2 separate regions of the Mus musculus genome follow, and region 2 is linked to region 1. Evidence: chromatin loops called from intact Hi-C (ENCODE). Cell type or tissue: gastrocnemius. All regions are shown on one strand. Links, peaks and the distances in the headings refer to the core of each region. The heading gives the core; the rest is flanking DNA.

Region 1 (10,925 bases), core at 1,952-9,951:
ACCTCGTGAGAGAAAGAGAAGCTAAGAAAATACTGAAGACTCCTTAAAACGGACACAGTCAAGAATCCAGTTGTAGAGACAGGGACCTCTCAGTGGTTGTGCTAGGGAAGTTTTGAGATGAAAATGACATGATAGATTCTGAACAGCCTGGTATCTACTCACAGTAAGAAAAGTGAGATCTGATCTCAAGCTGTCTAAAAGACTGTTGGGTTTGCAGACTGCATTGTCCTGTTTCTGGCCCTGAACTACATTTCCCAATCTTCTTTATTTGCAACTGTGAGACTCCATCTACAACCAATTAAACATGATCAGAAGAGACAGCCAACCTATAATGGTTAGTTTTAATTGTCAACTTGACACAATCTAGAACCTTCTGGGATTGCGGAGATCAAGTTGACCTGTGGGCACATCTGTGGAAGATTGTGCTGATTATGTTAATTGATGTGGGAAGATTCAACCTCACTGTAGGTAGTACTATTCCTGGTTTTGGGTCTGGGATTGAACAAAAGTAGGGATCATGAGGTGAGCAGTAGCCATACATTCATTCTTTCTCTCTGATCTTGACTGTAGATGTGACTGTGCACTTCAAGTTATAATAGATTTTAACTTGGCCTTATAAGCTAAATATGCCCTTTCTCCCCAAAGTGCTTTTATTTTCCAGGAAATTTTTAACATGATAAACATAGTAGACAAGCCTCAGAATTCTTCCACTATACTCCTATATCAGGAGATAGAGGTAAGTTCACCAAGAATTCAAGGTTAGCCTTGGCTACACAATGAGTTTGAGACCCTGTCTCAGAAACTGAAGAATAGCAGAAAGTCTTTCATATCATCACTTTTTTTCTGATGAATGACAATACTAATTGAAGAAGACTCCAGGACCCGGTAAGGGTAGAGCCATAAAGAAAAGAAGTCTAAGCCTCACAATGAATAACTGGAAATATGCCAGAGCAACCGCAGCTAATGTGAATTAACACAGGCAAAACAACTGTTTATGGTTGAAATCACTAGGGACTGGGGTGTATTTGTTATAGCAACTAGTCTGGTTTATTCTAACCAAGTCACCATCTCTTAGGGGAGTTGGTGTTAGTACCTCATCACTATAAAGGCAGGCTCTGGGATCCGACAACCACCTTTTGGAACACACGCAATGACCTAAAGACCTCCCTTAAGAGTTTTCCTCCTTTTTCTAGTATGCTATCGTGGGGAACAAGCCTCTAACACACAAGCCTTTGGGAGAATTTCAACACCTAACATAGAAGAAAATACTATAGATTAAAGAATGTTAAGCCTACAAGCTGCCCTAAGCATGAACAAGTGAACATTTATTCATCTGCAGACATCAAAAAAATTTAAGAAAGAAACTTGGAAAGTTATCTAGAAGCCGTGCCCTATGACTGGTGAGTTTCTGGTGTTACTCTTGTTCATAGAACATTCTCTAGTGAGTAAGCCTTTACTATGATTATGGTATGGAATCCATTCCAGCATAAGATTATTAATCAGTTAAATATACTTTTTTTTTAACTTTGGGGGAAAGCCAATCAGCAAGCACCATTGACAATGGTGTGATTTTTGAGTTAGACAGACCTGTGGTTCTTTCGTACTTATAACTTACATCACTTTGTTTTTCATTCAACTTCTTTGAGTTGAAGTTTTCTAACTTTCAAAGCTATTGTGATGAAAATAGTAATGACATAATTTACCTAAGATTGCAAAGTGGGCTAACTGACACACACACACACACACACACACACACACACACACACACACATATATATATATGCAGGTTATACATAGTAATTTAAGAATTGTTCCACTGTTGTAATATTGTAATATTATTTTGAAGAGAGAATTTTCCATTCTTTGAGTCTTCAAGTTGATTCACCACCATCACCACCATCATCAATTTGTGTGCATGTGTATGTTCCTGTATATGATTATGAGTATAGGTATATATTTACTGCATGTGTGTATATATGTAGGTCAGAGAACAACTTTTGGCAATACATTTTTTCCTTCTACCACGTGGTTTCCTGCAATCAAACCTGGGCCATCAGGCTCAGGAACAAGTATTGTTGCCTGCTGAGCCATCTTGCTGGTCCATGAAGGCCTTTTATTAAGATTCATTGCAACAGTCTCTTACAGATCTCATGGGAAGAGTTCACTGTGGTAGGACAACTTTATAGAGAACCACAGGAAACAATCATCAAAAGAGCATGTGCTTTGATAAAAAACAAAACAAAAAAAAACCTGACCTCCAGAATAAACTATGAAGAGTCACATAGACATTGCTCTCAGCTTGTCCACATAGACTGCTGCTTTCCTGAAGAATGGACTCCAGTAACAGATACAAAAAGTGGAAGTAATGACCAAAATCTTGGGACTGTTGACTTGACTGCCCAGCTGGGGGTCCAAAGAGTTGATGGTAGGAACAACATATTCACATGCATAGGTGATGGAGAGCTAGGCTGTACTACACAGACGTCATCCTACCCAGACAAAGTGCACTGTTCTAACACTGGTATAGAGATAAGTCAAGGGGGATCTCAATTGTGTTGGACTTTTTATCTACTCAAGATCAGCTTAATAGGCCAGACACTGACCAGAAAACTGTTAAGATATAGAGACGAGGTAAGGTTTGAGTTGAGAACCAACTCTGAGGTAAGATTAAAAGGGAAAGTGAGACAGGGAGAGCTCTATTGTCTATTGCTTGAGGCATCTGAGACGGTTGGAGTGTTGAAATAGGAAAGAGACACTTGAGAGATGCTCTGTCATAATGAAAGCTAAGTTAGCAAATGTCTGTCAAAGAGGATGACCTTCACTCACTCTGCCAGGTGGCAGACTGCCTCGGGTTTAAAGAAAGGCATCATCAATAACTGACACAGATACAACAAGCTGAAAAAGAGGGATAGAGGGAAAGTGGTCAGAGACTGACCCAAAAAGCTTTAAACAAGTCAAAGAGGGAACATCAAAACAATGGAAGCTAAAACCCACAGGGGAGAACACCTGTGACTCTGGGTACCAAATACCATCATTTGCCAATTCATGACGTCAAACTGTCAAAGATCAGAAGAAAACCATTAGTAGGGGGTTGAATCAAGAGAAGGTTTTTGTAGATGACATTCTCAGATAAACCCGCAGTAAAACTGAACCTAAATTCAAAACTAAACTGTCATAAATAGAAGTAGAAACTCTTACATAATCCTTTTGCCAAAGACGCCTCTGTAGAAAACAGCAATCATAATTAATAACAGGTTCTATGCACTACGATAAAGGCACGATTCAGTGGAAAATCCAGGGTCTTACAGCAGTCTTAGACCCTGGATGATCATGTGACCTAAAGGAAGAGAGAATAAAGGTCAAAGCAGAAACAATTAAAAACACACACACACACTCACAGGATATAATCAAAGAATATTCTCAAGCAATGGACCTTTTTAAAAAAAAATAAAGTAGGATAAAGATAAAAGTTAGCAAATTGCAGCAGAAACATATAACATGAGAAGTAAGAACAGAAAAATAACAACAGGAAATGGAAAGGAATCTGTAATAATTACTCTGTGTAACACTTTGCACAGAAATATGAAGTTTTCTAGGAAACTGTGGCTTCCGAAAACCAATCTTGAAACAGATCAAAAGTTTAAAGAACAGACACCCCCAAAGAAATTCAGAACTTAAAAGAACTATACCTTCCCTTGTTCAAAAATGAGTTTAACCAATGAGAAGAGAAGAAGGAGGTGGAGAAAGGAAAGGAGGCGCAGATTTCAAGTCATCTCAACTCCAACACTGGCAGAGTGCTTGGAGATCAGCAGCCAGTCAGCAGCCAGGAGCTGGTGAGAAATGCAGAGGCTTTCTTCAAACCAACTGAAGGAGACCTGGGTCTAAGACTCCCAGGAGCCTATGTGCAACTTAAAGTTTCTGAAAGCTGATTTATTTTAAAGCTCCACAAACAATATTCCATGGGCCAAACCCAACCCTTCTCTCCTCTTCATTAATAAAATTCTATTGCAGCATAACTAGACTGTTTATTTGTATGTTATTTACAGCCACTGTCCCGCTATAATAGCTGAGCTGGGTCACTGGATCCATAACCCTGTAACCCACAAAATCTAAAATATTCACTATTTGCCCATCTTGATTTATTTTGTTTTGATGCATGGGGAACAAACAAGAAACATTTCATTTCTGTTATGGTACAAGTTTAACATTGATTATAAAAGGTGTCACATAGAAAAGGGTATGAACGCTTCAGACTTAGCCTAGATTTTATAAACAATAGCGCTTGAATTCCATTGTTGCAAACATCAGAGCAAAAGTAGAACTCAGCAAGAATATAAAACAACAGCCATCTGTGCATGCATCCATCTGTAATCTCAGCATTCAACTGGCTAGGCAGAACGAGACTCTTAAGTTTAAGGCAAGAAAAGAAACTAGCCAAGTTTCTCTGAAGGATCCCAAAAGACATTGACAAAGCTCCCCATAATTTTTTAGCGGCTCATGGAAACACGAAAAATAAACAGCAAAATAAATAATTATGGAATTTAGTCTCAAACTACTGTCAGGTTAGTTGTTAAAAAATAGGATGAGTTTTGGCTAATACCAGGTTTATTGTATATATAGAAAATATTGAAATCCTTAGCAATAAGGTCAGTGGCAAAATAGGAAAACCAACAATACAATGAAATAAGTTATATGTATTAACTATTGGATACCACTTGACAAATTGTCTCAAAATGATATTAACTACTGCTATAGATTCTTATCTATCTATCTATCTATCTATCTATCTATCTATCGATTTATTTATTCTCTTTACGTCCCAATTGCTGCCCCGACTCCTGCTCCTCCCCTCTTACAGTGCCTCGCCCCATCCTCCCTCCCCTTCTCCTTTGAGAGGCTGGTGACACTTAAGTTTCTTTTTTTTAAATTTTTTATTTTATTTTATTTTAATTAGGTATTTTCTTCATTTACATTTCCAATGCTATCCCAAAAGTCCCCCATACCCTCCCCCCTCCCCTACCCACCCACTCCCACTTCTTGGCCCTGGCGTTCCCCTGTACTGAGGCATATAAAGTTTGCACGACCAATGGGCCTCTCTTTCCACTGATGGCCCACTAGGCCATCTTCTGATACATATGAAGCTAGAGACACGAGCTCCAGGAGGTACTGCTTAGTTCATATTGTTGTTCCACCTATAGGGTTGCAGACCCCTTTAGCTCCTTGGGTACTTTCTCTAGCTCCTCCACTGGGGGCCCTGTGATCCATCCAATAGCTGACTGTGAGCATTCACTTCTGTGTTTGCTAGGCCCCGGCATAGCCTCACAAGAGACAGCTATATCAGGGTCCTTTCAGCAAAATCTAGCTAGTGTGTGCAATGCTGTCAGCGTTTGGAGGCTGATTATGGGATGGATCCCCGGGTATGGCAGTCTCTAGATGGACCATCCTTTCGTCTCAGCTCCAAACTTTGTCTCTGTAACTCCTTCCATGGGTGTTTTGTTCCCATTTCTAAGAAGGGGCAAAGTGTCCACACTTTGGTCTTCATTCTTCTTGAGTTTCATGTGTTTTGCAGAGGCACTTAAGATTCTTAACCCACAGCCTTCGCTAACTCAACATTTAGCGGTTGTTTTAGACTGAATGTGTTCCGTCTACAATTTGTTTGTTGACGTGCAATTCCAATGTGTTTAGAAGTGGGCTGAGTAGATCACCATGAGAGAGGTTTCAAGAATAGAGTTAGTGTCCCTCTAAACAGAGGTTCAGGATCTTCCTGGCCCTAACACCATGAGAGGACACGGTTGGAAGGCACTGTTTGTGGACCAGAAGGTGTAATCTCAGACTCAAGATCTTTGTCTTGCAATTCTAAGCCTTTAGACTACAGGAAACAAAGTTATCTACGAGTGACCTCATTTGTGAAATTATATTATAGTGAGAGAAATATACTATGAAACTTAGAACAGAAAAATGTTTATTATCCCACACAGGTCTCCTGGGATGTCACGAGCAGACTGGCGGGGTGGTTCTTGCTCAGAGTCCTCCATGCAGCTGTCTCTCAGCTGTTGACTGCAGCCACTGTCACCTGAAGGGTGACAGGTGTCCAGGGATTCACATCTAAGACATCACATTCATGTGGCTGTCAGCAGGAAGTCTCAATTTCTTCCTTGCTGTTGGCCCCAGTTCCTGACCACATGAGCCTCGCTCCAGGGCAGTCTGAATGCTCTTGCAACATAGCAGCTGGCTTACCCCAGGACACGTCACTCAAAGTGAAGTGCAAACTTCCAGGAAGCCACACCTGCTCTGTGACCTAACTGATGAAAAAGCATGCCACCATTGTTGCATTAGAAGTGACACACTCAGACCAATCCAAAACAAGAGAAGATCTGATTGCCACTTCAAGTAGTAAAGAATACAAGAACATTATAGGCCCCTCTCACACATCACCCTGAAATACTGTCTATAGCTCATACACAAGAAAACAACATTAAGAGTGTCCCTAGTCAAGTTCCATTTAAAATATAAGAAAAAACTTAAAGGATTCCAAATAGACAAAAGAGATCAACTTGTTCTTTTAAGTTTTTTTGTTTTTATGATTCATTTGTATTCATGTGTGTGTGTGTGTGTGTGTGTGTATGTGTGTGTGTGTGTGTATGCCGTACGAGCACAAATGCCTATGAGGCCAGAAGAAGGCATCAGATAGATCTCCTGTAGCTGGAGTTATAGGCAGTTGTGAGCTGCCTGATTCTGGTGCTAAGAACTAAACACAAGTCTTCTGGGAGAGCGGCACATGCTTTTAACTGCACGGCCATCTTCCTAGTTGCATAGCTGATTCATTTAAATAAAAAAAAGAGAAACCTCGATCCTGAGCACACCTTGGTAATGATATTCAGGTTGGATCTATAGGTCAAAGGGAGAATGCTTAGCTTGCATGCATGTAGCCCTGAACTCAATCCCCAACACAGAAGGAAAAATATAAAAATGAAGGACGCTCAAAGTCACTATTCATCAAGTGAATCAGACTGAACAGGATTCTCTTTTGCACCCAGCCAGACTGGCAAATCGTGGAAGTTTCAGTATTCCAAGTACCAAGTGGGATTAGACAGCAAGGGCTCTCTCTTAAGCCTAGTTCCTGAGACCCTATCTCCCTCAAAACAAGTATGGCGTGAGCCGGGATAATGGTCAGGGAAATAAAGCTTTCAGTTCTATGTCAGGGAAACTTTCTCTACTGTTCAGGAAGTCGATGAGGGAGTCTGGAAACTGCTGCTGATCCATTTGTCCTTGCCTCAGGCCAGGTGGCAGGGCAGCTTCTGAGGCCTGGACTTGCCTGGATTTGCCCAGTTCTTGGAAACAGAGATTTAGTCCTAGTCTCCTTAACTGGCAATTTGAAGCCTGTCATGGAATCAGCTTAGCCTTCTCAACAGGACAATCCCAGGGCTTGTTTAAGAACATGTGCCCATGTCTTTAAAGTCTTTTCACTCTGCAATGCCTCCACAGGCTCCTGTGTTGAGCACTTGGTCCTTAGCTAATGTTATTGTTTAGGGAAATTATAGAACCTTTAAGGTTTTGGCTGAACTTAGGTGGGGCCAAGCTGGAAGGAGTGGCTCATTAGAGAACATGTCTCAAGGTTTATACTCTGTTGTGGGTTGTCCTGGTGCTGTTTGAATTCTGCTGTTAATTCTGCTTCCTCAAGATGCGCAGTTGATCACATACGCAGGTGATCTCATGTGAACTTTCTCCCCATTTTAACTGGTCAATAAAGGTGCTTGTGATTGGGCAGTGGAGAGGAAAGTTGGGACGAGAGGTCTTTAAAAGTCGGGGCAGGTAGAGAGGGGAGAAACGAGTAGGGAAGGGAGAGAGAACAGAAGGGGAGGAAGAGAAAGAAAAACTGAGTGGTCAGGAGAAACCACAAGTAGCAAAGAGTCTCATAGCTGGGGAATAAGTTAGTATAGTGCTAGACCTGCCCAATCTAGGCATATAGCTTATAAATATAACTGGAGTGTGTGTGTTTTTATATGGGCTTATTGGGGTTGGAAATTACTACAAAAAAAATTGCACTCAATGTCTCACTTAGAACACAAATAACCTTCGATAAAAGTCCACAACTCTTCCACCACCACCACCACCACCACCACCACCAAATAAACAGCTAGGGCTGTCCTACTTTCTGTCTTTTCTCTGATTCTTGTTTAACCAAATGTAGTTCTCACTGCTGTGAAGCCACCTGCCACCATGCAGCCACATGCCACCCTGCCTTAATTTCCATGACACACCACATTCCTCAAACTCGGAGCCCAAATAAATCTTTGCTCCTTTGAGCTACTCCTTGGACTGAAGAAATGGCTCAATGGTTAAGAACACTGGCTGCTCTTGCAGAAGACCAAGTGCAGTTCCTAGAATGCACAGCCAGGGAACTCACAATAGCCTGTCACTCCCATTTTGGGGAGTCCAGCACCCTCTTCTGGCCTTCTGGCACCTACATACACACACTCACACACACACACACACACACACACACACACACACACACACACACACACACACTCACTCACCATAACAATAAATGAGAAAATCACCAGCACAGGGGAAGTGATAGGAGAGTGGTAGGAGGCAGGTTGAGGTATCAACTTTGTCAGTAAGTTTTGTTGAAGTGATGGGCACATATGTATTTTTTAAAAATATACTTCGAAGTGCCATTTCGTGATATATTTCATAATAAAATATTCTAAAGAAAATGTAATGGAAAAAATATATCATTTAAGATTGCAATACTAGAAAAAGCTGAAACACCTTGGAGTTTAAAAATCATCCCTCAATGGAAAAGTGACCAATTTAACTCCATTTTGGGCACAGTAAATTAGATATGAATAAAACATAAAGATGAATGAAAACTGGGAAAACGTTTTCACTGACCAAAGGGCTGGTGCATTTAATACATGCAAAGGTCTTTGTTTTCAGTCAAACGGCCAATAACCCAGAACAATAGCAGAATAACTCATGGACTCACAACCCACAGAATATAGAAAGAGCACATGAAATATAAATATGAGAAATGCAGACTGGGGGGATGGCTCAGTGGGGAAACGTGCTTGTTGCTCAAGTGTGAGGAACTGAGTTTTAGTCCCCAGAACCCACATAAAAGTAAGACTTGGATATATTATATAGAGGCAGCATCTGTAATCCTGGTACTCTTATGGGGAGGTAGGGGATAAAGATGGAAGATTCCCAGGAAATGTGGAGGCCAGCTTGCTTGCCTAATGTACATGACAGAAAACAAGGAGGCTTTGTCTGAAGGTGGACAATGAGGAATGACACTCGGGCTTGGCCTTCTGACCTCGGCATGTGTGTACATTTGCATCCTCATTCACACAGGAAAATATGTGAGTGTACACACATAATCCATACACATACAAGGGGGAGGGGGAGGAGGAGAGCAGAAGGGTAGGGAGGCAAGTCAAACCTATAAAACAATCTGTTTGCCCCTTAGCTTCTTCAAATCCTGGACCCTGGTGGGATGAGGAAGCCACAGGCTCATGTCGTGTTGTCAAGCAGTGGAGTGTGTGTTGTTGTCATACCACCTGTGGAAGGACTAAGTAATGGTCTTGCACACACGTGGAATGATTTGTTTGTAGTTATTAAAGTTTGAAACACTAAATACCCTTTAGTAAGAACTTTCCATAATGAGAGAGGAAGCGCCTATTGTATTGACTACTAGACGGTGGTTGTTAAAGGGAGTCACCTCTCTGCGAACACTGAGCAACGGTTTCCATGATGTATTACACACACTGGTGTAAGGGATACTCTGAGCACTAATTTTCGAAGAGATAAGAGCAATGCTATACACACAGCTTATTTATATGTGGGAAGCCCAGGAAGGAGAAACTGGACACTTAGAAGTTGCTTTTGCTAGAGGCATCCACTCTTCACTTGGGCCCTCAGGGCTTCTTAAGGCAGGATGGAGGCCTGGTACCTCTGCCTTCATTTTGTATCTGTACTTGGCCCTAAGGCACAGATATAACTTACTGTCCTTTATGTCACCTTGAACACCGTAAGACCTTCTGCCCTTCCTCCATTCTCCAGATGAGGATAATTAACAGTGAAGGTGGGGCTGGTCCTCCAGCAATTGAAGACATCCTGCAGGACAATTAGGGCCTATGGGTTAATGGTGTGCAGGCCCTCCCCTTGACTGGGGCTGCTTGATTCAGAAGATCTCCCATCTCACCATCTTTTCAAATCTAACCCATGACTGGACCCAAAGGATTTGGAAAGTCTCTGAACCCCTTCATTGTTTTTTATTTCTGGTGTGTCTACATTAAATAACCCCTCCTTTTCCTCTACTTTCACCCTTCATGGTCTTTCTCTTTCTTCTCCCACCCTGCTTAAACAGGGCATCATGATATAGCAGCACCAGTTGGCCTGGGACTCACTCTGTAGACCAAGCTGTCTTTGAAGTCATCAAGATCCAACTGTCTCTGTCTCCCTAGTACTCAAATTAAAGGCATGCACAGCTATGCCCAAACCTTAGTGGTATTGTTGTCAAACTGAGGATGATGGCCTGACCAGTCTAACCTGACCTAACCTGTTGAGGCTGCTGGAAGTGGGCAGGGCAAGAAGTGCACTTGCTGTCAATGCAGCCCCACAAACTCAAAGTGCTTACCAAGGTTTGGAGTCCTTTCTAATGAGAGACAATGATGGTGGGATGGGGTGGGTGTGTCTCAGGTGTATCTCTGGAAGGGCTCTAGCTCAGACCAGGTCACGTTTGATTCATTACACACTGGACTTTTCACTTTCCCTTCCTTGGCACATTTATAACCATTAGCAAGAAATCGAGCAGCACCTTAAATCTAAGCCAGTCAGCAAAATCAGACTAAAGACTCGATTAGATAGATGTCCGGCATTAGTGCATGTCCATAAAGAGATGCCAGGAACAAATGTCC
Region 2 (10,925 bases), core at 1,924-9,923, 240 kb before region 1:
GATGGGGAAGGCAGAGTAGGCCATTTGTGAAGTGTTTGATATCTCTCCTTCCTCTGTCACCTGGAATTCTCACAAGCCTTCCTCCATGTATCTAAACATACATTTGAAGAGCACCATTGACCCGCAGACATCAATGGTTTGTGACTTGACAAGTGCCCAGCTCTCCTCATGATGCTGCCGCTGGGTTTCTGCTAGTGATTGCCCCACACCTCCCAATTATTTTAAACGTTTGTCCCAGCTGCTAATAAAAGGAAACTTTCTCCTGCGTCTTTTCATCTCTACCAATCAAGTGATAGAGCAAATATTTAGAATGATGCTTAGTTTAAGGCACCTACCTACTCACCTGTAGAAAGTTAATATCCTATCCAAAGGCACAATAGTTGCTATTCTATCCAAAGGCTGTGTTTTTTAAAACCACCAAGCACACACATGCGCATATATATATATATATATATATATATATATATATATATATATACACACACACATATATATACATATACATGTATATATATGCAGATGCACTCACATGCGCATGCATATACAACTATATGTGTGTGCATATATACACATTCCTTCTCCTTCCAAACATATATTCATTCTGCACTTAATGAAAAGTATATATAAATATTAACATAGGACACTCAAGTGCATACTTAATGAAGAATAAGGATATGAATTTCTTCATGGGCAATTTGGCTGTTCTAGAGTCCAGAAGTGATCACAATTCACATGGCTTAAAAAAATCATGGATCAATTTCTGCTCTGTCCATAGTAATGAATATCGATATGTTGCCTCTTCTACACAAACTGTCAGCAATTTCAGATATTTTTAAATGAGTTTTTAAAAATACATTTGCAAAGTCAATTATTTTGAATCTCATCTGAGGCAATTAAAAAACATCCTGACATTTAAGGTGATATTTTTCCCAAGTAAAATAATTATAAATAATACTAATTATGAACAAATCAGTTAGTTACTCGCAGTCTGGTTCAACCTTTAGGTTAATAAACCAATCCATTAGAATTCATCTTGCTCAAAGGACCAATTTGTTTAAAAAATGTAGTGACCTTTTACCACAAGTGTGATTGATATTTTCTTTAACAATATCAGAACTGTCTTTCTCAGGGAAGAGTGTGGTCCAGAGGTAGGTATAGAAAAGTCCTATAGCTTTATGTGTCTCCTGATGGTGGTAAGAATACTGAACATGGTTGAAACCTTCTCATCTCAGATGGGACCTTAAGGAGACATCTGGAGGTCTCACAAAATTCACCACTATTATTCCTCGTGCCAGAAAACAAGTTTAGACATTTTTCTCTACCTTTGATGTTTTGTTCTTGCTAAACACGTATGGCAGAGAGTTACATGTGCGGTTCATGGGTCAAGTCTATTCAACCACATTTTTACTAAAATAAAATTCGGTCTGTGTACATGTTGTCTATCGCTACATTTTCGACCAGAAAGACAGTTCTGGGAAGTCAGTATATCCTGCAACGCTGAATATACTCATTACCAAGCCTTTAAAGATGCTTACAAATCCCAAGGTAGAAGAATGAGAACAGAATAGTTATCTTTGAATAGCTACAACTCCTCTGTGGGCAGCACGTGTGAATTTTCGAAGCCTGCACATCCTACTGAGGCAGGGATCTGCTTGTGGTGGTTCAGTCATTCAGTGGCATAGGTAAGGTAGGGGCTGTCAGCCACTGGAGAGACAGAGAAGGAGTATTTATTTCCTAGTCTTCCCCTAGATGCTGTCAACTGCCAAAGACACCGGACAGTGAAAATTCTTGACGCTCTGTTCCTACCTTATCTGCTCTTGGCTTGGATGAACCCCGGCTTATCTTTTCTGTCCCCATTCTCAGGACCAGGGCTGTGCAAGTAAGCAGAATGGAAAGAAAGCATCCTGCTTGGTAATCAAACAAAGCAAGGCTTTATTACATCAGTGTTCATTTCTCTGTCCGCCCAGAGATGGGCACAATGGCACAGATACCCTGAAAAAGAAAGTAACAGGCAAGTGTTTGTTGCAGAATATACTATCTTATAAAAAGTTTGCCTTTTGAAACAGAAGATCCACTTTTAATTACATTTCTCTCTCCTTAATTCAAGTTAATATCAAAATTATATCTCTCCCCACTCCTAAGCTTACGACATCTGTTTGCAAAGTAGGCCACAAGGAGGCGGACCTCAGGAGGAAGGAAGGCTGGGACAATGAAACAGGACAATGGCTGTGTTCAGAGTCCAGAGTCTTCCTTAATCTTACATCTTCATGAAAGGGGGTGAAGGATAAAGAGAGAATGTTGAGAATAAGAAACACTGAGCCTTCCCTGAGGACGGTAAATTTGATTTTCCATCTTCCAGACTTTATATTGACTGTTTTGAGTTTACCTAATGATGCTAGTTGTAAGATTATTGCACTGACCGAGACTCGCTTCTCCAAGCAAGGGTTTATCCGAGAGCCAATTGTGTACACGTGTCTATAATATACATTAGAAGCCTCAGCGTCCTCCAAGGAGAAGTTAATTTCCCCTGTGAGACAAGCACAGTGGACAGGGTAGAGAAATCACTATTGGGTGAGGTCTGAGGAAATACAGATTTCTGACCCTCAGACATTGGAGGAGACGGCAGTTATAAGAAGGATAGAGGGAACGAAATCACAGAGTGAAGGTGAGGCTTTGTGTATATTCAGAAAAGGCATCTGTTGGCTGTGTTAAATGGGAGCTTGTGGTATTGAGGGAAGAGGAAGTAAAGTGAGTGAAATAGCCTGGGTTCGGATTCTAGAGGAACTTGGACAATAGGTTTAAAAGTTACGTCTTGGGGCTGGGGCGAAGGCTCAGTGGTTAGGAGCACTTTCTCTATTGCAGAGAACCAGAGTTCAGTTCTCAGTACCCACATAGTGACCCATAACCATCTATAAGGTCAATTCTAGAGGATCCAATGCCTTCTTCTGGTCTCTTTGGGTACCAGGCATGCACATGGAACACATACATACAAACAGGCAAACATTTACACATATAAACATTTTTAAGAATTAAAAGAAAGTGAGATGTCACACTAGGCAGATAGCTCAGATGATAAAATTCTTGCTGTGTATGTATGACAAACTGGGACCAATCCTCAGCACCTCTGTAAAATAATTCTGAGTGCAGCAGTGTGTGCCTGTAACTCCCGTCCTTGGAAGGTGGAGACTGGAGAATCTCTGAGGCTCACTGGCTAGTCAGTCTAGCTGACTTGGTGAGCTCCAACTTCAATGAAAGACCCCGTCAAAACAAAACAAAACAAAACAAAACAAAACAAAACAAAACAAAACAAACAAAAAAACCAAGGAGAGATCAATCAGGAAGGGCACCCGATGTTGGCCTCTACTCCCACACAAATATATGCACAGGCTTGCACATGTACGTGTGTGCAGCACACACAAAATTCAGAACTTCTCTGTAGATGCTGGGCTCATTGATGGTGGGCAAGGGAATGACTTGACCTATAGTTTGGGAAGGAGCATCACAACATTCAGTCAGAACTTGGCAGCAGTGTGCCAGAGAGAGACAAGCTGAGAAAGATGGGTCTTCACCTCGTGTTCTCAAGGCATGACTGATCTGTCACAAGCCTGACTATTGTAGGTATGGCACTAGCTGAGGGCTTTCTGAGGGCATTTATTTAATGGCATGCCAGTGGCATTTACTCATAAACCAAAAAGCCATTGGGCCAGAAATAGGGGTTTTGGTTACTTCCCCAGACAGGATGCAGTTTGGGCGATTATACACATGATTCATCGAGGTTGGGAAACATATCCTGCACAAACACACGCCCCTCCCCTCCAAGCAGAGTGACTCACGGCTTCTCCAGTTTGGTCTATGGAAGACTTGGAAGTCCAGGCAGAGTCTGAGATATGAGGTTCAGTCATAAATCTGTAACATTCGTAATTACAAGAGAAACATTCCTCCCCATTCTCTCAATTATCGGGCAGGAGGCATTTATTGAATTCTTACTCTTTTCACACAGAAATTGTGATGTTGTGAAACATAGTTCCTATCATAAAACACTTCCAAGTTTAGTTAGGAAAGTGGACCTAATGATGACCGCAAAGAGCGCGTCCCACAAGCATTCCAGAGAACTCTAAGCTACACTAATGGGCTAGAGTGGGGGGGGGGGATGCAGCAGCTATAGTTATAGAAGGGCTATGAGACCGAGTCTTAACAAAGACCATTCTTTATTTGACAGCCCAGCAAGTCAAAATCTAGTGGTTTCTATGGCCTGAACGTGGTTCTAGGAATGAAGATTCATATTTTGGTTGAATGTCCATTCTAACTAGAGGACTCTGTTGAAGTTAAGCCCCGGTTCTCCCTCCTAGTCCTGTGTCCCCAAAAATAAGACTCAGATCCAAAATATACTTACAAATATATTTGCCATATAGCTAGGCTATTCTCTGACTAGATATTGCTTAAAATATTCCATTTTGTCTAGCCTACGTTCTGCCACATGGCTGGTTACCTGTGCTCAGGTACCACGTGTCTGTCTTGACATATCTTCCTAGTGAATCTCTCCTAGAATTTTTTCTTCTCCCAGATGTCTCTTCTTATATTTTCTGCCTAAGCAATAGGCCATAGGCTTTTTCCTTGACCGATGATGCATTCATACAATACACAAGATATTCTCTCTACAGGACTCAATAAATACTGTAAGAACCAACTAAACAGACTCATCTCAGGGAGTTTCCATTCAGGGAGTGGAGAAAGAAGCATCAGGTATGGGATACCCAATATGATAAGAGAGCCTCTTTTTACTCCTTGGCACTCCGTGTTTGTAGGGGGTATGTGCATATGCCATGGCATACCTGTGAAAACCAGAGGACAACTTGAGGAGTTGGTCCTCACTCTCCACTATGAGTCCTAGGGATCGAACACACACCATCAGGTTTGACAGCAGATGTCTTACCCACTGAGCCAGCTTACTGGCCAACCAAGTTTATTCATAAGCCTGACATATTTTGGGCCAATTTCCCTGCCTTTCTATAACTTGAGTGAATGACAGATGCAAGAGGGATATCATGTGCATACCCGTGTATATGCATGCATAGGCATGCATATGAATGTGTGTGTTTGTGTGCATATTTTTTGTATGTGTGGCACTGGGTGTCAAACCCTAGATATATGCACACTAAGTAAGCTTTGTACCACCTGTCTAGCCCTTGATTTACTTTATGTGTTACATGTATCATGCTAGCCTGGAATATATGATTCTCTTATCTCTGCCTCCTGATTGCTATGAGTACAGGCATATCCTGATAGCCTGGCTATGACAGAAATCATTCTTATTTGATGATGCATAGCTGTGAGTCCCCAGACACCATGACTCGGCGGTTTCCATCAGTGATCAGGACTTTTTGTACTCATTGATAATTTTTCTGCAACTGCTCTGTTCTCACTTGGTACCTTGAAGACTGAAAAGGAAAAACTATGACAGGGACATACTTTGCTTAAATAGTATTCAGGTCAGGTTCTGTAACAGACAACTCTGCCTTGGAGGTCGGGTTTGATTCTCATTTCATCAAGATATCTAAAATAACCAGGTCACGAGGTGGTTATTGGCAGGGTCCTCGCTGAGATGGGATTTGACCTACATAGGGAGAGAACCAGGACAGGAATAGTTCTTCAGCTCTTCACAGACTTGGAGAAATCCAGTTTGAACAACTGCAGAATCACAAAGGTGGGAGAAACTCCATGCGAACTAAAGTGATCCTGGTACCTATATCTGGGCAGATATATGCCTGACTGGAAGTTAAAAAAATTCCAGAGCTCAATACTTTAACAAATGCTTTGAAACGTATTTATTCTGAATACTATACATCTGGGGTACTGATGATGCCTGGGCAAAGCATCACTATACTCTCTCTCAGTGGTAGGACTCAGAATCTGGAATACATTCCTTTCAGATACTTGGTGTGAGAAAAAGAATTGTTTTTGGAGTATAGTTTACATTTTCAAAAAAAATAATAGACAAATTGTCATATTCAATCGGCTCAGCTAATAGGCCATTTTTATTTATTAAAAATAAATGTAAATGTAGCTATAAAATTGTGAGCGGATGTTTTCATTTGCATCATGACTGGCTTTAAAAAGACTTACCAGAAATTATTAAAAAAAATAAGTCCACATCCTCACAGAAGGCTAACTTGAGGTACATGAATGCTGGGAAATTGTGCTATTTCTCACTCTGCTTGGTAAGTTGCTTAAGGCCAAGAAGAATGCTTTGTTTGTCTCTACATAGCCTACTCTAGAAGCAGGTGCATGCTGGGACGAAGCTGTTGAACAAATTAAAACACCAAAAAAACCCAAAAACCAATGAAGTCATTACTCTGTGGTCATGCCATGATTTTTATTTCATTTTTTGGTCTATTTTGATATTTTTTCACCAAATATGAACCCCATGATCACCTTGAGACTAAAGAGCTGGCAGGAATCTTGTAAAGTAGACAGCCTTGGGGCTAGGACAATTGATTGGGGGAAGAGTTTGGATTTAGATGAATTGTTGGGAGTAGAATGGAAGCCAATGGCATAGATTCGCAAGCCTGTGTCTCCGTATTTAAATAAAGAGACCGAGCTATTGCTGTGGTAGACACTATGACCAACTACAACTTGGGAATGGTCAATTTCATCTGACAGCTTGAAGTCCGTCACTGAAGGAACTGCCTGTCGAGGCAGGAGCTCAAGGCACAATCTAGAGGCAAGAGTGGAAGTAGAGACCATAGAGGAACATTGCTTACTGGCTTGCTCCTCATGGGCTGCTCAACTTGCTTTTCTATAACACTCGGGGCCAGCAGTTCAGTGGTGAAACCACCCAGTGAGCTCGACACTTCAACATCAGTTACCAATCAAAAAGTACGCCTCCATAGGCTAATCTCATGAGGGGATTTTCTCAGTGAGGCTCCTTCTTTCTAAATGACTCTAGCTTGCTTCAAGTTGACACAAAACTAGCCAGCACAATCAGGAAGTATCCATTTGAGGGATAGAACCTCAAGCACCCTTTTTTTTTTTTGGCCCATTTCTATGTATAAATAGTATGAAGTGTTATTTTTAAGGTCTTGCTGTGGTTGGCTAGGATCTTGTGTTTGTAAGAATAAGTCTGATTAAAAATCCAAACTCCAGGAAGGTATGGGGTACACCAAGGTTTCAGAAATTATCTGAGCCAAAGACTGACCCTTCCTTCCACCTCATCCTTGATAGATCTTTATCTCAATCCATTGAACCTCTGCACCTCTATTCTCTCTACCAATTCTGCCCTCAGGTCTACTTCCCTGAGGAGGCTAAATAATTTTTCAAAGCCTCTTGGAAGACTGGTGTCCCAGCAAAAGCAGAGAATGTGATGGGTCATGCTATTAGACTCAGCAGACATAGTGGAGTGAGGGTTGGTTCCTCCAGGGAGAACCCGTGGACTGTACAGCACATCGTAGGACTGCCTTCCCCCTTTCCTTTCCACATACTCCTCAGCTCTATAAACATTATCTGCTGACTTTCCAATCTTCTCTCAAGACTTGGTTCAATTTTGCTTTCCAATGCTTCACTGTAGGGATATTGCAGCCTCTTCGTATCTCTGTTCCCAAAGTACCACAAACCTGCTGAGGTGTGGGAAGTACACCTCACCATACTCTCTTCAAATGCCGCGCTCTTCCATAAGACTTGGAATTCCTCAAAGCTGCTGGCTGCCTTGTTGGATTTCACGGCCCTTTACTGGACTATGTATGCATTTCTCAATCGCTAGCTTCTGGGGTTGTGAGAGAAATGAGCTAAGATTTCTTTTCTCGAGCCGACTGAGGTCCTGAAGGAAATGGAAGAGAATAGACGCTCAGGAGATATGCAGTAGAATGGGCACTGTGTGCATTAGGGACGTGAGATTGAGCAGGCTTCCTCAATGGTCAGTGATGTTAAAGGCTGGAAAATTTCCAGGGTAGAAGGGAGCCTCCCTTGGCCCGTGCTGAGTGTTGAATGCACAAGAGGCCTGGAGAAGGGACATTCACTTGGGTGAGAGCAGCATATGGGAAGGTTGTAGGATACACAAAGCCAGAGCTGTATGTTCAAATACAAAAATAGAATAGAGATCCATAAAATAATTTTAATAACAGCTTCCAGTAATGTACTGATTTTATAGAATAGTGTGCTAGGAGCTAGGAAATTATAAAATGGTCAGGCTAATTATGAGTTTACCCTGGAAATCTCTCAAGGAAGGTGGGCTTTGACTTGCTTCATGATGAGCTAAATCTGAGGGCTGAGTCTAGGTTTTGATTTCACTCTGCCAGGTGTTACATTGGTAATAATCTTGCCCTCCCTCATCTCTACAGCATGATCTGAAGACACCATGTCTTGCACAGTTATACAGATGATGAAAAGAGATGCAATATTTATATTAATTTACTTACTGGCCAAAATCTTGGCTAGTGTCATTGCAAAATGCATAATATATTAATGAGCTAACTATGTGTTTTTTTTGTTTTTTTTTTTTTTACATAATTTGCCTCTGAGGACAGGACAGCCTGACTGCTGCCCATGTGATGCATTAAGAATTTTTCAAATGGTTTGGTTGTTGGGTTTAAGGTGTTCTTTCTGGGAAGAAAATAGCATTGTTGTAGATAGAAGTTTCACCCACAGACTTCCTCTTCCCATAAGACATTCCCTTGAGCACCTGTTGCCTCTTCTGTAGCCCATGATAAATGATATTATGGCATTATAAAGTTGTTCCTCCTGGTGGTCTTACAGAGAGAGATGTATGATGCCACTATATTAGGTGAGTCTTAGATCAGGTATGGGAGAGACCACGTAGCACCATCCAATGAATGCATAATGACCTGCTACCTTTAGCAGGGGCTTTGTTTCAGTGTGTGTCAAGGACTGTGGACAGAACTCATTAAGTGTAGCTGACATATGCATTCAAGACCACGGTACAGATAACCATTCCCTCTGTGCGCTTCTTTAGTTCTGTAGAGTCCTTATGAGACGAGTGCCTGACTTGTCTCTCATTACACTCTGACACCAGCATTATACGGGAGAAAGACTCCATTGTTCTTTACTTCCTTGAAGGTGGCACTGAAAAAAATGTGCAGTGGCATATTAAGGAGTTCTGACTTATTCCTGTTTGCTGACTGCTCCAGAGAATCGTAAGTAGAGGCTCAGATACCCCAGTCAAAGGCATAGCCAGTTCACAATCCTCATCATCTGTCCATTCTCCCATCCTTCTAGTTCGAGGCTACTGAGAATCGTCTTTCCAGACCTTACAAAGGCAGAGAGCAGGCTTACGTTCCCAGATTCAAGGTCAATGAGGTTTTGCTGTGAGTGCCACAGAAATCGGAAGGCATCCTATGGATCAGACAAGCTTGAGAAGGCTGAGATTGTCACTGTGGCGGATGAGACACACAGAGCACAGCCAAGGGTGCACAATGAAACCTTTGCAGATTTCGCTTCCTCCAATTTTTGCCCAATTATATTAATTCATTCACGAAGTACTTTAGAACTTTTATTTCAGAGTACTGGGGGACAGTTTGAAATCCTCTCAACTCCTAGCTAGTAGGAACATACTGTTATTCTAGTCTCGTTTTTAATTTGTTACCCGAGATTTTTCTAATGTACTTTGATCGTATTCATTCCCTTCCCCTCACTCTGAGATCCAGCCCTGTCCATTGGATGTGAGACATTCTGCTGGCACGTGATCAACTCACAGGGGCCGTACCCTTAAAAGAATACTTACCCTCCACTTCTCAGTGCCTATCAATTGCCAATATCACCTTAACGGGGGGTGGGGCTTCATGTTCATTTCCTCTCCTCATGCTGGGATTTTACCTGTATTGACCCTATGCAGGTCCTGTTCATGTTGTCTCAACTGCTGTGAGTTAATATTTGCAACTCTTTGCTGTGGCCAGAACACAGCCTTCTTGTAATTATTCACCGCTCCTCTTACAATCTCTTTATGCTGTCTTCCACAATGACCCCCAACCCTTGGGAGGAGCATATACAATATAAACGTTTCGCTTAGAGCCGAGCATTCTCTAGTCTCTTAATCTCTGTATGTTGACCTGTTGTGGGTAATGGATTAATTGATGAGTATAACTATAAGCCATTAGGAGTCCGTTTGATGTTGTGTTCCATTTAGCAGTAGATTCTAGTAGATACTGTAGGCTATCACATAAAAAGACAAGTGCCAGGATCTTTTGGAGTTGTTGGCCAGTGAGGTCCCATAGTCCTCCTCAAACATCATAGGCTATTGAAAGTACTGCTCTTAGAGACCTCTGAGCAAATGAATGTTGTTACTGAAGGGTGAGCCCTAGGCTTTGGGTTAGATAAAAGTAGCACATGATTTAGCGACATTCTGCCAAAATTTGAGTTCATTTATCCAGTAAAGCTCTGGATAAATAAAATAAAAGTTGCCAAAAATAACCTTAAAAAAATCCAATTTTCCTATTCTACTGGATAAATTGCATGGAAAAATCCCTAGAAAATGTTGAAATTGAGACGTCCCCTCCCCACCTTCTGCCCTTTCTCATTCCCTTTTAAAGAGGGAGCATGGGTTTGATTTGTAACTCTTCTAGTTTGTATTTGATGGGATCCTTTGGAGACCTACCGGGCGAGGGGCAGAATCATCGATAGTAGCTTTTACTGTAATCTCAGAAAACTTCTTTGCTCTCCTCCAGGCCTCTACTGTTCCGAGCATGACCCATATCTGTAATAGAGCCTTCCTACCACCTGCTAAGGCTAGCCTTTCCTTTTCTTCAGAGTAGAGATAGGGCAGTGTCAAGAGACAGAGTCAACTCTTGTCACCAGCCTATTCTTTTACCTCACCCACAGGAACTTTCCTTAGGCAACTTTTTTTCCCATTCTAATGCCCTTCCCCTCTTTTCTAGAATCTCTCCAGAATACATTCAGTTCATAACCTCCTGGAGCTC

Evidence for each region. Hi-C counts contacts between places; a loop is a spot of excess contacts. Peaks named below come from ENCODE experiments on the same cell type or tissue, not always from the same donor. Only the 100,000 strongest peaks of a DNase experiment are listed, where the experiment ranks them.
Region 2: it touches region 1 in a loop (4-fold over the local background); 4 of 42 quality-filtered maps call a loop at or near these places.

The regions. Positions count from the first base shown.
Region 1 is chr9:41,715,653-41,726,577 of GRCm38, forward strand. The region is part of intron 2 of Gm35835 (a long non-coding RNA gene); the gene reads right to left. Among named protein-coding and RNA genes, the nearest start is that of Gm35835, 16 kb to the right of the region's middle. In gastrocnemius, for the core only: no CTCF peak of the experiment used is centred there; no DNase peak of the experiment used is centred there.
Region 2 is chr9:41,476,471-41,487,395 of GRCm38, forward strand. All of the region lies in intron 3 of Mir100hg (Mir100 Mirlet7a-2 Mir125b-1 cluster host gene), which reads left to right. Among named protein-coding and RNA genes, the nearest start is that of Mir100, 49 kb to the right of the region's middle. In gastrocnemius, for the core only: a CTCF peak has its summit at 2,171 (motif pointing right); no DNase peak of the experiment used is centred there; H3K4me3 peaks cover 770 bases; H3K27ac peaks cover 6,101 bases.